Linked DNA regions of Homo sapiens: region 1 is linked to region 2. Evidence: chromatin contacts called from ENCODE Hi-C or POLR2A ChIA-PET data. All regions are on one chromosome and are shown on one strand. Each heading gives the region's core, a stretch centred on a gene start or an enhancer-like site at or near the end of the contact. The rest is flanking DNA. Distances are from core to core; before and after follow the strand shown.

Evidence for each region. A loop is a pair of places that touch in the nucleus more often than their neighbours do. ChIA-PET counts read pairs that join two places held with the same protein, here RNA polymerase II (POLR2A). Pooled maps may share reads with other maps.
Region 1: a map of heart right ventricle shows a loop between it and region 2 (2.2-fold over the local background). The contact joins the enhancer-like site here to the promoter of CACNA1C in region 2. A Hi-C loop is called at or near these places in 1 of 168 maps with a recorded cell type or tissue (heart right ventricle) and 2 of 50 pooled maps. POLR2A ChIA-PET finds 5 or more read pairs at or near these places in 1 of 52 experiments (A673).

The regions. Positions count from the first base shown.
Region 1 is chr12:2,211,695-2,214,394 of GRCh38, forward strand. All of the region lies in intron 3 of CACNA1C (calcium voltage-gated channel subunit alpha1 C), which reads left to right. Among named protein-coding and RNA genes, the nearest start is that of CACNA1C-AS4, 10 kb to the right of the region's middle. Within about 2 kb of position 1,382, at least 5 of the 41 ENCODE cell types and tissues checked have a DNase peak (open chromatin) inside an H3K27ac peak, as active enhancers do.
Region 2 is chr12:2,051,711-2,054,410 of GRCh38, forward strand. CACNA1C (calcium voltage-gated channel subunit alpha1 C) reads left to right here and starts at 1,277. Exons shown (of 47, transcript NM_000719.7): 1 at 1,277-1,901. The coding sequence starts at 1,853.

The sequences.
Region 1 (2,700 bases), core at 132-2,631, 160 kb after region 2:
CCTGTTACTCTTTCTGCTGCTTTTTTTTTTTTTTTTTTTTTGAGACAGAGTCTTGCTCTTTTCTCCCAGGCTAGAGTGCAATGGCATGGTCTCGGCTCACTGCAACCTCCGCCTTCCAGGTTCAAGCGATTCTCCTGCCTCAGCCTCCCGAGTAGCTGGGACTCCAGGCGCCCACCACCACTCCCGGCTAATTTTTTTGTATTTTTAGTAGAGATGGGGTTTCACCATGTTGGCCAGGCTGGTCTTGAACTCCTGACCTCAGGTGATCCACCCGCCTCAGCCTCCCAACGTGCTGGGATTATAGGCATGAGCCACCGCGCCCGGCCTCTTTCTGCTACCTTTACGTTATTTACACAAGCTTGGAGGCCTAGAGGCAGGAGCTGGTATTTGGATCAATGGCTGGGTAATCCAGAGCAGTTAAAGAACCAAGAAATTATTAATATTTTGTTCCAGGTTATATGTTTTTATGGGGTGATGGTGAAACAAAGAATGAATTTTGTTTCCTAAATGTGTGTTTCTTGCACTGATAGCAAAATTAGCCACTGTTTACATTTCCTGAGCACTCATCAGCCTGTGGTAGAGAGAACTCAAAGGTAAGTGTGGTTGCAAGGAAAGAAACCGGGAATCCAGTGGTTGCCGCTAGCTTCATTCAATGTATAGATCCAGATTATTACATATTATCTGAATTAAACAATTTTACTTTAGAGAGATCATGCAGGTTCTGTGTTTGAGGAAATCTTACGGTTGCTTATAAAGGAAATCATTGCCCCAAAATTCTGGATTTCAACTAATCTGATCTGCTTAAAGCATGACACCTGCATACTTGCTAACTTATTTTTTGAGAATAGAGAGTTAGATCAGGAATAGGATTCAGTCCTTAGAATGCAGAGCTTATAATTTTAGAAAGGTATGTATTTTATTTAGGCCAGGTATTTTTACTGTTAATATATTTACTGTTTTATCTAGAATGTTGACTCTGTTATGATTGAGTCAGTTGCCCCTTCCCCACTTCCTCTTTCCTCTGTGTATTTATTGCACACTGACTAAGTGTCTGGTGTGACAGCAGGTGCTGCGGTCATGAGGGTGACTAGTTAGACATGGTTTCTGCCTTCATGGAGCTTACAGTCTGGTGGGAGGGATGGACAAAGGAAGCACAGAACTGGACACCATGCATTTTCTCCTCTGACATCAGAGCCAAACTGGAAGATCCTGAAAATAATTCTATTGCATGTCCCTTGGAGATATTAACACATTGCTCAGTGATGTTGATTGTTAAAATATCCTCTTGTTTGGAATTGTTATCACAGTGGCTCCTCTGGCGGTAGCATGCTTATAAAAGCAACCAGGAACTGCCCATGTGCCCAGTCTAGGCTCCTGACTCCCACAGATGCCTCTGGGGCTGGGGCCCGGCTAAATATTTTCCAGGAGAAAAGTCAGTCAGGAGCCAGCGCCTGCCATTTCCCATTCTTTCAGAGCCAAGGAGCTGGACGGGCATCTGACAGCCTGGAAGGGCCCTGCTCCAATCTGGAACTGAGGTTAACGCTTCAGGTCAGCTACTTCCTAAGGGAAGGAAAAATCCCTCCCAGGGATTTTTTTACTTTGAGCTTTCTCTGGTGCTGCTTGTTGCTGGCCTTCAGATTTTGGCCACCACTATCTTCGGGTACTATTTTCTCTGCCTCCCTTGGAGAGGTGACCTTCCCCTTCTGTGCAGGGCCCTGTCTGTCCCATGTGGTCTTCCAGGGCTGGGGTGAGGAGGAGGCGGCGAGATTATTGCCTGTTACACATGGACATCTAGACGGGGGAAGAAACATAACAGCTTTATTTTTAGGCTTTGCTAATTCTCACTCTTCTCCTAGTTCGCTGCTACCTGGCAACAGCTTATTGTCATGGCAACACCGATGTTAATGAGTGAAACTCTCAGTGTGTCTGCTCTCCTGGTGCTCTGACAGACACCGTGTGGAGCTATCTTTCTGGCCATCAGAGGCTAAACGCTAGGCTTCCTTCCCCTCTGCAGGCCTCCCAGGCCCCGGGCCCCGTCCACAGAGGGAAGGCACGGAGGCAGCGTTGACAAGGGATTTATGGCTCTGCTTACACATTCCCAGCTTCTCCTCTCTTCACGGATGGGCTGCTGCTCTCGCACTGCCCCTCCTCCCGCAGTCCATCCGTCCACATTTTTAAGCGGTAGCTGTAGCCCATTTTCTCATGTCTAGGGCACCTCAAGATTTGAGCCGGTTTTTACAGCACCTTCTCTGCAGTTGATCAGCAGGGCTGAATCGCGAGTTTGGGAGAGGAGATTTGTGGCTGGAACTGGCGCTCACATTGGGGAGGGAAGACCTGCACCTTCAGCTCTTAGGCTGAGAGTCAGTAACACCACCATAGCTTCTTGTCTTGCTTCTCTGACATCTGTCCCTCAAGGGTGCCTTTGCAGCATTACAATAATTGTGAGGAAGAGCAGGCAGAGTCTGCTCCAGCCTCCTTGTGCCTCAGTTTGTCCATCTCTAAAGCAGCGCATATCTGAAATTGGATGGTCCTTAAGTTGGCGCTGCTGAGGAGGGGTTCATGTGAAGTGCTCTGGGCTCCTGCTCACCATTTCTATGATGTGGGTAACTTGCTCGACCCCTCTGTGACTCCACTTCTCACTTGTAAATAAGGATAGTAATAGTACCTACCTCAGAGTGTCATTGCAGGACTCCAACCAGA
Region 2 (2,700 bases), core at 27-2,526:
CAACTAGAAGTATGGGATGGTCATCGACTGCGATGGGGAAGGCTGTGTGAGGAGGAGCAGGCTTTGAAGAGATCAGGAATCCAGTGTTTGGATGTATTAGGCTTGAAATGTCTATCAGACGGAGTCAGCTGTAGTCTGGAATTCAGGAGAGAGGTCTGGGCTGGAGATAGACATTTGATATAGACAGCTGCTGAAAGCCACGGGAATGGTTAGGGTCACCCAGGGAATGAGGGTGGATGTGGAGGCGAGGAGGTCTTATGTGGAGGCAGGTAGAGGTTTTCCCCAAGAGGGAGTTGTAGGCCCCCCTGAAAGGGATCACGAAGCCCCACTGGAGGGGAGCCCGGTCCTGCAGGGGGTGCCGTGGAACTTGCTGTGGTTGCAGGGAGTGATGGAGGGAAGTGTTTGCTTCTCCGGGAAGGAGAGGTGCTGGATAGATTCCTGCCGGAGTTGCAGAAATAATTAAGAGAAGTAGGTAAGGATATCCTAGTAGAACACGTGCTCGGCTGCCTCCAAGGAATTATTAAACCTGGGTCTAGGAATCTGTTCAGACATCTGGGCACCGCTGCCTCGCCTACCAGGCTCCGCCTCGCTGCCCCTCCCGCTTCCCCTCCCCTCCTCTATCTGTCACTTCTACAACCGCTCTGATTATAATTGATCAAACAGAATCACGGAATCACGGCTCATCTTGCCGTTTTGTTCAGTGGCCCGATCCGAAACGAGACTCTGGTAGTCGGGCAAATTGTATTCCTCCTCCTTGGAATTCCGCTCACAGAGGCCTTCCCGGCGTGGCCGGCCCAGCAGGGACGCGCCGCCGCAGCGGAGGAGAGAACGCGGGCGGGGGGCTGCAGGCCGGCGCGGGGGGCGCGACGCCGCCGGCGGGGCGCGAGGGGGTGTGTCCGCGCCGCGGCCACCGCGGCCACCGCGGCTGGCGCCCGGGTGCGCCGCGCGCCCCGGCCTCCCCGGGGGCTCCTCACGCCGCCCCTCGCCCGCCGGCGGCCGGGGCCCGCTCCCTTTGACGTCATGCGGGCGGAGGGCTCGCTCGGGCGGCGCTGCCGCGGGCGCCGGGAGGGGGCCCGACTTCGGGCTCCAGTCCGCCGCCGTGCGCCCCGCGCCGTGCGCCCGGCTCCCTGCGCGCCGCCGCAGCCACATCTGGAAGCGTTCAGCGCGTCTGCCTCCGGCGCGCCGGGCGGGCGGGCGGGCGGCGCGGGCAGGGGCGGGCGCGGGCGCGGCGGGGCTGGGCCGGGGGGAGTGAGCGCGGCGCTCTCGCGCGCCCGGTGTCTCCCTCTCGCTGCCTCTGCAGAAACAGCTCCTGCCAGAGCGGCGCTCGGCGCGGCGCGGCGGGCCCGGAGCGGCGGCGGCGGCTCTTCCTGCCTCCGCGCCCAGGAGTTGCCGGCTCCCTTTGACAGCAGAGAGCCGGGCAGGGGCCTCAGGAGGACTCGCTGGGAGTGGGCAGAGGCGCCTCGGCCCCTGCCGGCCCAGGCGGGCCCCGCGCGCCCCCCGCCCCTCCTCTCCGCCTCTTCTCGCCCTGCCTCTCCCGATTTATTTTTTCAAATGGTGTAGCCGCCGGAGGTGCGGTGCTCAGTTCTTGGAAGGGGCCCGGATGTACTGAGGATGCGTTACAGTTTCACTCGAGGAGGCAGTAGTGGAAAGGAGCAGTTTTTGGGGTTTGATGCCATAATGGGAATCAGGTAATCGTCGGCGGGGAAGAAGAAACGCTGCAGACCACGGCTTCCTCGAATCTTGCGCGAAAGCCGCCGGCCTCGGAGGAGGGATTAATCCAGACCCGCCGGGGGGTGTTTTCACATTTCTTCCTCTTCGTGGCTGCTCCTCCTATTAAAACCATTTTTGGTCCATGGTCAATGAGAATACGAGGATGTACATTCCAGAGGAAAACCACCAAGGTAAGGCTGGACCCCGCCGCCTCGCCGGGGCTCCCTGCCTTTTCCACCGGGTTCCTGCCCTACCCGCGCTCCCCGCGGCCCCGGGGCCGGTCCCTGCGGAGTGGCCCGGGGCCGCGTCCGCGAGGGGCGCCTCCGCCTCGTCGGAGCGCCCGGGAGCCCGGCGGGACCGGGGCCCGAACCGCCGCGCGAGACGGAGCGGAAAATTCCCGCCCCTCCCCCTCCGGGCCCCAGCTTCTCCAGAGCATGTGTTTCCTGTGAAATTCCAGGCGAGGGGGGAAAAGTTCCCCAAGTGGCTGCCGCCGCCTCGCTTTCTCGCGTCCGCCTGGAGAGCCCGGCTGCCTGGCCAGCCGCGCGGGGGGCAGAGGGCGCCGGCGCCGCGGAGCCCAGAGGCCCGGGGTCCCTCGCCCGGCTCGGGGCGCGGCTGGGAGCGCGCGCGCGCGCACCCTGCGCCGGCAGAGCCCGGCGCCCACGGCCGCCCCTGGGGCGCCCTCGCGCTGCCCGGCGTCCACTCTCGTCCAGGCGCCCCTGCCCTGGGCGGCGCGCTCCAGGTGGCGGGTGGGGGCGGCGGTGCAGATGTGAAGCCCAGCGCGCCCCTCTGGTTCCCCCTCTGTAGGTCCCCTTCTTCCTCTCTCCCTCCCTCCTCCGCCGCTCACCTACACCCACCCACCTCTCCACTGCTGTTGACCCCGAGCGCGCCCACGCCGCGTGTGTTCTCATTCGCACCCACATGTGGGCTAGCACCTGAGGATGGAAGCGGCGAGGAGCCGGGCGGTGTGTGGGCTTTGCTGTTTCGTGTTTG